2 separate regions of the Homo sapiens genome follow, and region 2 is linked to region 1. The links are chromatin contacts, found by Hi-C or POLR2A ChIA-PET in ENCODE. All regions are on one chromosome and are shown on one strand. The core of a region is the stretch at or near the end of the contact, and the rest is flanking DNA. Distances in the headings are between cores, read along the strand shown.

Evidence for each region. A loop is a pair of places that touch in the nucleus more often than their neighbours do. ChIA-PET counts read pairs that join two places held with the same protein, here RNA polymerase II (POLR2A). Pooled maps may share reads with other maps.
Region 2: a loop to region 1 is called in a map of endothelial cell of umbilical vein, with 16 times the contacts of the local background. The contact joins two enhancer-like sites. A Hi-C loop is called at or near these places in 1 of 168 maps with a recorded cell type or tissue (endothelial cell of umbilical vein) and 2 of 50 pooled maps. POLR2A ChIA-PET finds 5 or more read pairs at or near these places in 1 of 52 experiments (endothelial cell of umbilical vein).

Annotation. Positions count from the first base shown.
Region 1 is chr6:11,647,664-11,652,248 of GRCh38, reverse strand. No RefSeq gene overlaps it. Among named protein-coding and RNA genes, the nearest start is that of TMEM170B, 110 kb to the right of the region's middle. RefSeq lists enhancers at 908-1,513, 1,514-2,119. Within about 2 kb of position 1,913, at least 2 of the 41 ENCODE cell types and tissues checked have a DNase peak (open chromatin) inside an H3K27ac peak, as active enhancers do.
Region 2 is chr6:12,536,807-12,541,391 of GRCh38, reverse strand. No RefSeq gene overlaps it. Among named protein-coding and RNA genes, the nearest start is that of LINC02530, 46 kb to the left of the region's middle. Within about 2 kb of position 2,396, at least 7 of the 41 ENCODE cell types and tissues checked have a DNase peak (open chromatin) inside an H3K27ac peak, as active enhancers do.

The DNA.
Region 1 (4,585 bases), core at 664-3,163:
ACTAAAAACACAAAAATTAGCCAGGCGTGGTTGCGCACACCTGTAATCCCAGCTACTCAGGAGGCTGAGGCAGGAGAATTGCTTGAACCCGGGAGGCAGATGCTGCAGTGAGCCGAAAACATACCACTGCACTCCAGCCTGAGCAACAGAGCGAGACTCTGTCCCCAACTCGCCCCAGAAAAGAAAAATCTCTGGTTCCATCAGAACCAAGAGTGGCCCAACAAAGGGCTGACCAGTCCAGCTTCCTGGTCATGGAGGTCACACTGATGCTAATGGATCAAGTTGGCAAGCTTGACATTTAATGTAAAACTGCTAGCATCAGATTATTTGGGGCCAACGTTCCCCCAGTGCTTAAGAATCACTGTTATAAATTCTTCTTCCTTGCAGCTCTCAGAACTGATCCCTCCTCTCTTTGGCACGTATCTCTGCCTCAGTTCCAGCTCTCAGCCCCCTCCCTGAATCCCACAGCACCTCCCAACTATGTCCCTGCCTTCAATCTGCCCCATCATCCCCAATCCCTACATTGCTGCCAGAGTGAGCTCTCTGACATGTCTGTCTGAGGTGATGGATATTATTGGGTGTCTCTCAGCATCATTCTGTCTTCTTCTTTAAACAGAGACTGGATTTCGTTCAGACACCTAAATCTCCCACCTTTGCCCTATGCTTCTAGGAAAGCTGTCTCTTCTCCCTTTTCCTTGGGCAGGCCTGATTGATCGAAGAGTTAGCCTATCCACTTACCAGTGACTGTTTTAATATTGGTCCATGTTTCAGTTCTGGACAATGTTCTGGAAGGAAAGGTTTGTGGCTGCTTCTGGGAATATTCTTCACTTCTTATCTGCAGGCCATGAAACGTGTAAAATTCTGCCATGACACTATCACACTGCCTTACTCATTTATGTGTTTGGATCCCTACAGAGACTGTAAGCTCATAGCGTAGGCCTTCTCTTACTCTACTCTTCATCCCACTCCTAATACTGGCACATAGTAGACCTTCAAATAACAGTTGCTGAATGAATGAATGAATGAAGGAATGATGTTTAAATTATCAAGGGTGGTGAATCTTCCCAAAGCACTTCCTAACAGACAAAGGGACAGAGATCCTACTCCACAATAAAAGAGCATCCACTTATTGATGATGTTTGCTATAAACTCACATCTGTTGCAGCTGCCTTTTCCAGAACACAATGCCAGGCCAGATGTCAACCTTCTTTCCTAAGTAGGAAGTGTTTCCTAAGTCACATACACAAGAAGACCTCTCTACAGGATGTTATGATTGCCCCTTAAAGGCAGCAACAAAGCAAGGTTTTAGGACACCAGAGTCAGATGCACTTTGAACACCCTGTCTTCTCAGCAGAGGCAACATCATGTACTGGCCTGAATCATCAAAATCAACAAGACAGGTAGTACAGAAGGGTATGAACTTGAAGCAGAAGGGACCCTGGCCTCACCGGCAGGGCATTACAATTTGAAGTGGACATAAAGCATAATCACCAAAGACATTAAATTAAAAATCCTGCCTGCCCCCATAAAGCCCAGAGGACAAATTAGTAGAGTTGTATACAGGCTGCAATGGAATCATTTGCAATTAAGAGCAGTAATTTAGCTTCTGTTCCTGTAATTATAACTGCTCCTGTGTGGACAGACAGATCCCTCATTGTGTCTGGAACAATCGCAGCATTCCAAACATAAAGCAAGCCAAAGTAGCATACCCCAGGGCCGCCTCTTTCAACAAGCTATCGCTCAACAGCCCCCCGGTGCAGCCGGCTTGAGGGCCCAGTTTCCTGCCATTGTTAGCCTGCTGAGCCTGGAATTCCATCCAAATGGGTTTGACCCCTTTGCTAAACAGCAGTGCATATTTCCCTGATTAGTATATTCCTGTGTTTAGATGGGAAGTGGCAAGGTTGGGGGAGGTGAAGGGAGAAAGACAAGGAAAATAATAAGGAAAAACAACTCCATTCTATTCATACAATGATGATAGCAACCTGGAACTCTGGCTTCATCTGCAAGTGTAATATCCGTGCTACTCATGCATAAATAAATATTCATCCATCAAAAATTCTGTGTTATGTGCATGCCATAGACTAACCAGGCTAGGAATGAGCATGCACACCTGACTTCATTAATAAGTAGTTATTGCTATGGGGGGTCTGTTTATTCTAAGAACATGCAGAAAATTATAAACTATAATCTCCTTGTGGTTGTCCTTAATTACGTGAGTTCTGTCCCTCAAGGATATTTCCTTCTGACAATGACACTGAAGAGGGGCCTTTTGGTATTCGGCAACTGGAGTGATTCCTGCATATATAGGACTGCCCTTCTCCACACCACATCTTCTCCCACCGTACCCTACTTCCTGCTGTTTCGTCTAATGCTACAGTTTCTATCCATTCATTTTGCCTTTTATATTAATCTGGAATTCCCTCTTACAGATCACTTCACCATGTATTCCTTAGCAAACATTTTTATCACCACGTTTATTAATGTCTATTTGTTAATGACCCAAAGGCAAAGAAAAAATAATTCACCGTTTAAAGTCCTACGAGGTTATCAAAATTAAAAACATATATGATTTAAAGACACCATCAAGAAAGTGAAAAAGCCCATAGAGTGGAAGAAAAGTTTCACAAATCATACATTTAATAAGGGACTTGTATCTAGAATATATAGGGAACTATGACAACTCAAGACAAATAACCCAGTTGAAAGCAGGCAAGAAGCTGAACAGACATTTTACCAAAGAAGACATACAAGTAGCCAGCAAGCACATGAAAAGATGTTGGGTGTCATTAGCCCCCAAGGATCAATCAAAACCACAATAGGATACCACTGTTACGTGCGGGTCTTTGTTCTTAGAGCTCCCAAGATATGGCGGGCCACTCTCAAGACGGGGGCAAGCCTCTTATTCTCTGACCTGGGGTTCTTGGCCTCACGGATTCCAAGGAATGGAAGCTTGGGCCATGCGGTGAGTGTTATAGCTCTACTAGAAGCCGTGAGTCACAGAAGAGAACCCTGGAACCCAGCAACTAGCGTTCAGCTCGATTAGGACGAACCCTGGGCCCTTAGCCATGCAGGAACAATAGCGAGCCTCCAGCCCGATTGGGAGCGGCAATGGGCGTCTCGCTGGATCAGAAGCACAGTGGACAACCTGACGGATCCAGAGGGGTGGAAGTCAGAGGCGGGTCTGTGACGGCGGCAAACGGCAGTAGTGGACCGCGAACGAAAGCTCAGCTCGAGCCATAACAAACATGGACCAGAAGAGTGTGCAGTTGCAAGATTTAATAGAGTGAAAACAGAGCTCCCATACAATAGGAAGGGACCCAAAGGGGGTTGCTGCTCCCTGCCCGAATGCCTGGGTTTATATCCCGATCATTGTCCCTCCCCCTGTGCTCTCAGGCGATATATGATTTGACTATTTCTTTATCCTCCTGCTTTAGCCTAATTTATATTTTAGTGAGCCCTCTTTACTACCTAATTGGTTGGGTGTGAGTTGAGTTACAGGCCCAGTGTTTAAATGTAGGTGCGGTCACCTTTCCCAGCTAGGCTGTGGAATTCTTAGTCGGCCTAAGAAATCTGGCTAGTCCTGTCTGTCACCACTTCACACCCACTAAAATAACTCTAACAGAGAAGACAGATAATAACAAGTGTTGGTGAGAATGTGGAGACATCAGAACTCTAATATGCTGCTGATGGGAATGCAGAATGCTGCAGCTGCTTTGGAAACCATTCTGCAGTCAACCAGTCTGGCAGTTCCTTGAATGATTAAACACAGAGTTACCATAGATGCCAGTAATTCACCTCCCAGGTATATACCCAAAAGACATGACAACACATGTTTACACAAAAACTTGTACACAAATGTGCATAGCAGCATTATTCATCATAGCAAAAAAGCACAAAGAACCCAAATGTCCATCAACTGATGAAAGGATAAATAAAATGTGGTATGTCCATACAATGGAATATTATTCAGCAACAAAAAGAAATGAAGTATAAATACATGCTACAACATGAATGAACCTTAAAAACATGCCAAGTGATGTAGTCCCAGCTACTCGGGAGGCTGAGGCAGGAGAATTGCTTGAATCTGGGAGGTGGAGCTTGCAGTGAGCTGAGATCACACCACTACACTCCAGCCTGGGCAACAGAGCGAGACTCCATCTCAAAAAGAAAAAAAACAAAACAAAAAAACCCACAAACATATCAAGTGAAGGAAGCCAGTCACAAAGGACCCCATATTATATGACTTCATACTATGAAACATCCAGAACTGGCAAACTGCGGAGACAGAAAGCAGATTAGTGGTTGCCTAAGACTTAGGAGGCATTCTGAACGGCTATTTCTCCCAAGAAGATGCAGAAATAGCCAAATAGGCGTATCAGGGACTGACAGCTAAGGGGTGTGAAATTTCTTTTTAGGATAATGAGAATGTTCTAAAAATTGCTTCTGCTGATGGGTGCACAACTGTGTGGATATGGTAAAGGCCATTGATCTGTAAGCGTCACAGGGGTGAATTATCCGTTATATGAATTTTATTTCATCAAAGCTTTTAAAAAACTATGAGGTTAATTAAATACTCATAATTAGC
Region 2 (4,585 bases), core at 1,147-3,646, 890 kb before region 1:
TTTGAAGGTAAGAAGGAGAAATACAATACTTACTGTAGAGCCACAGCAAGCAACAGAAATCAAATTGCATAGGTGGGAGATTGGAAAACAAAATGAAAACCTAAACCATGTTTAAATATGAATAAATTTGTTAATTTCATAACCAGTATGTAACTTTTAACTGTAACAATTTGAGTTAAATACTAGAGATTGTAGAGTACCATCACATTAAGATTTTTATTATCCAGGATGTTTGGAAAATAGAATGTTTTAGCTAAGAGAATTATACTAAGTTCACCTAAAGTAGATATGAATAATATAAAATATACTTACCCCTAAAACTGCATGAAGTAGACTTGAGTCTTTCATTATTTGGAGGATACATTTGGAAGTTGCAAATAGCCTCAGGGTTAATGTTTGAAGCATTGTAAATTATTGAGTGAGAATAATATATAGACAGATAAACTCATTTTATAGTAACACTTTTATACTATTCTGTAAAGGGTCAGGTAGTGGATAATTTCAGATTTGCAAGACCTGTGGTCTCTGTTGCACCTATTTATCCTTGCCATTGTGGCTTGAAAGTAACCACAGATAATACACAAACGAATGAGAATGTTCAATGAAATTTTATTTGAAAACACAGGCAGAGGACTGGATTTGGACTGTGAGCAGTAGTTTGCCAACCCCTTCCATAGAGGATAATTTATTTCAAGAAATCCCTTAATTTTATATAATATTGCATTATGGTTAAGGCTCCAGAGCCTTGGGTAGCTCTGAAGCTACCCAAGCTGTGTGTCTGACATAAATAAACTCCGGACATGAGAAAGTATTGCCGTGCCTGTTGTCAGGCTTTGAAACCAGTAAAAGGTGATTTGGGATGATCTTGCTCAAGTAGCTTCATCTCTTTAAACCTTAATTTCCTCATCTGTAAAATGGGATAACACCGATCCATAAAGTGATTGTGAAGGGCTATGAGCTATTGTTTATTGGGGCTGATTTTACTTAGATCAGCTGGTTTCCCTGGATTTGGGGCTCTTCTCTGTCAATGTTAAGTGTGAAATATTCTCCTGAGAGTCTTTCTAGCTTCTGTCATTCAGATGCCACATATGTGGTGATTGTTGTAAATCACCAGGATGAGAGACATCACTACCAGCTTCCACCTCCCCAGATCTCTTCATTCTACTTTGATCTTCCAGGTATAATAAAAATGTTCAGGTTTCCTGTGGAAGTTTCTTAGAGCGAGTGATTATTTCTTAAGAAGAGTTTAATCAGCTTCAGTTATTTGGTTCATTAGGAAGGTAAACAACTACAATTGAAGTCCTCATGTGGGAGTCTTTCTTCGTGTGAGCCACCATGTTGAGGCATGGAGACCATGGGATATAGGGTCCTGTTTGTAAGGTGATGCTATCTTTTGCCCTCTTTACCCTTAGGTTTTTCTAGACATGAAACGCTTAAAAGTGACTTATGCAGTCACTTTTAGCCAGGAGGCAATTCATAAAATGCCTCGATAGAAAATATTAGAGAGAGATGAAGGATTGTACCAGGTTAAGGATCTTTGCAGGTTACCTGGTGCCCAAGATCATCCCTTCAAGGCCATCACACTGGGCTGTCCCTCAGATTGGGTAACTTTACTTCCTCTTGACCTCCATAGCACTTACACACTGTAGTGTAATTGCCTGTTTTCTAGTCTCAGGGCTTAGCACAGTGCCTGGTGCTTAGTAGGGGTTCCATCAACTTTTGATGAGTGCCCATGAGAATAAGTATCATCAATGATATTAAGTAAAAGGACACGCAAGAAAGAACTGGCCGAGACAATATTTAAAATAAAGAGGAGTCATTGCTGTGAAGAGAGTTATTGCTAAACCCTGCATTTATTTTAGTATCAGCAGACCTACACCCCTCCCGTGGCATAATTCCGTTTCAAAAAGTAAACTAGAATCAGCAACATCACAAAGAAATGATAAGAATAGGGGCCAATAGGGACAGGGGAAAGAAACTGCCCTAAACCCTTTTGTGTTTTTCATTCCTTGTTAATTCATTCCATTTCTCAAGTCACTTCCCCTTCTAAGGAAAGGAGCAGAGATGCTCGGCATCTTCCTTTGGTTGCTACTTATCCAGATGGGTGGTAAGTCCATTGGGCAAAGGTCATGTCTACACTCCACAGACCTTTCAAAAATATTTACTATCTAGGTGGGAGCCAATCCTTGCTCACAAATCTGACCCACCAGAGAAAAGAATGCAGAGTCTGCAGAAACCAACCACCTTCCCCTTGTGCTCAGGTTAAACTTTCCACCCCGATGCCAGACCACAGAGAACAGCCGCTTCCTGGAAATTGGGCAGCACCGAAATGACCTTCAGCCAGTGTTGCCCTGGAGACCGTTGCAGTGTGTTGGAACCAGCCACGGGGCTGCGTGTCTCCGTGCTGACCTCACTGAAGGGAAGGGCAAGGTCAGGAGGCCACGGAAGAGCCAATTCTGTGTGGTATGTTGATTTGGGCAAATATGTTTATACATCAAACCTCTGTTTTTGGTGCTTCCATTTTCTAACTAAATGCTCTCCTCTTCCAAATTGTAGCACAGTGGCTTCTGTTCTCAGAAGGTTTGTCCCACACCAAACGGGAGCAGTCTATGTGATTGAGACTCTGGGTTTGGGGAGACCAAACTCTCCATAGCAGTGATTTAGGCATTTGAGGGATAATCAGAAGCGAACAGTGGAACCTGGCTTGCCTTTCTTTCATGCCATGCCAAGACTCTCGTCCTCAACCCTTTGCCCTCCATACCCTTAAAAGAAGACTGGGAATTGGGGGCAGTGGCTCACACCCATAATCCCGGTGCTTTTTTGAGGCCAAAGTAGGACAGTCACTTGACGCCAGGAGTTTGAGACCAGCCTGGGCACCCAGTGAGACCCTGTCTCTACAAAAAAAAAAAAAAAAAAAAAAAAGCCAGGTGTGATGGCTTATGCCTGTAATCCCAGCACTTTAGGGGGCAGAGGCAGGCAGATCACCTGAGGTCAGGAGTTGGAGTCCAGCCTGGCCAACACGGCGAAACCCCATCTCAATTAAAAATACAAAAATTAGCCAGTTGTGGTGGTGCGTGCCTGTAATCCCAGCTACTCGGGAGCGTGAAGCAGGAGAATTGCTTGAACCTGGGAGGCAGAGGTTGCAGTGAGCCGAGATCGTGCCATTGCACTCCAGCCTGGGCAACAGAGCGGGACTTTGTCTCAAAAACAAAACAAAACAAAACAAAATTACCCAGGTCTTTTGGCATGTGCCTGTAGTCCCAGCTACTCAGGAGGCTGAGGTGGTAGGATCAATCGAGGCCAGGAGTTCAAGGTTAGAGTGAGCTGTGATCTCACCACTGTACACCATCCTGGGCAACAGAGTGAGACCCTATCTCAAAATAAATAAATACATACATACATACTTTCATAAAATAAAAAATAAAATTTCACTTCTACTGCCCTTGCCTCAAATAAGAACTTGGAATGCTCAGCCTAGTTGGCTGTAATATGGGCTTTTAGGTGCTTAGGATTTGTACTTAAGGAACAAAGAACTTGCTATTTACCAGGTAGTAAAAAACACTTCAAGTCCTTAAACATTATTTTTACTGTAAGGGAAGCACTTGTCAGCCCCCCAGTCATTTCAGATATGATTTCCGAAAGGGACATTCTTTCATTCTTCTCTCCTTACAGGCATAAACATTCTGCATTTTAAACTGGAAACATACAATGTTATCTACTTCTGGTGTCTTATGTAACTTTCCAGGAATGCTGAAAGACTTTCCGGGCTCCGTGAGGTTGGGAATGGGGGAAAGGCAGAGGGGGCTGAAGGTGGGGGTTAGGGCAGACTCGAGGGACAAGGAAAAAATCCACTTTTTCCATACATCACTACATTGGCTGTTTGTGACAAGAAGTTATTGCAATTAAGATACAAGCCGGATGTGTGGGCTAAAAAACCTCAGCTGATATCACAAGCATTTATTGATAATGAAAACTTGGAGGAAGAGATCTGGAAAATTGTTGTCTTTAGTGGTTTCCTATGCAAGAGAACAAACCATATGGATTAATAAAAAAGTGCTCTACCTTATCTAGGAGAAGAAAAAACTGTTTATTTTGCTGCAAAAAGAATGTTTCTGTCAAGTCTTAAGTGTCAATCTTCTAGGTTAGGGCTTTACATTGCACACACCACCACATAAGTACATTGTCTTGCTTTAAACAATCATTTTGGCGTTGTTAAATGACCTGGCCAAACAGCCTCAGCTATAAGAATAAGGGATAAACATTCAGAGTAAATCAGCATCTATAAATCCTTGATCACGTGAGCCACTTTAACACAACCAAACCTGAATTAGCCTATCAGAATAGGTAATGACCCCTCTATACTTCATGAAGTAAAACGGGTTTCCTTTGAGAATATGCTATTTTCAAGCAAGACATTAGCAAGGAAATGCCTAAAATGTGTCCTGGAATATCTTTTGCAAATGCAATGAAAAGGTAATGGGAATAACAAGTGAAAAGAAGAACCCTCAAGGGACTAGTTTACCAGTACTATATAAGGCAGAAAATAAACCTTAGATAAACGCTAAGCAGAGAGTTAAAAATCTGG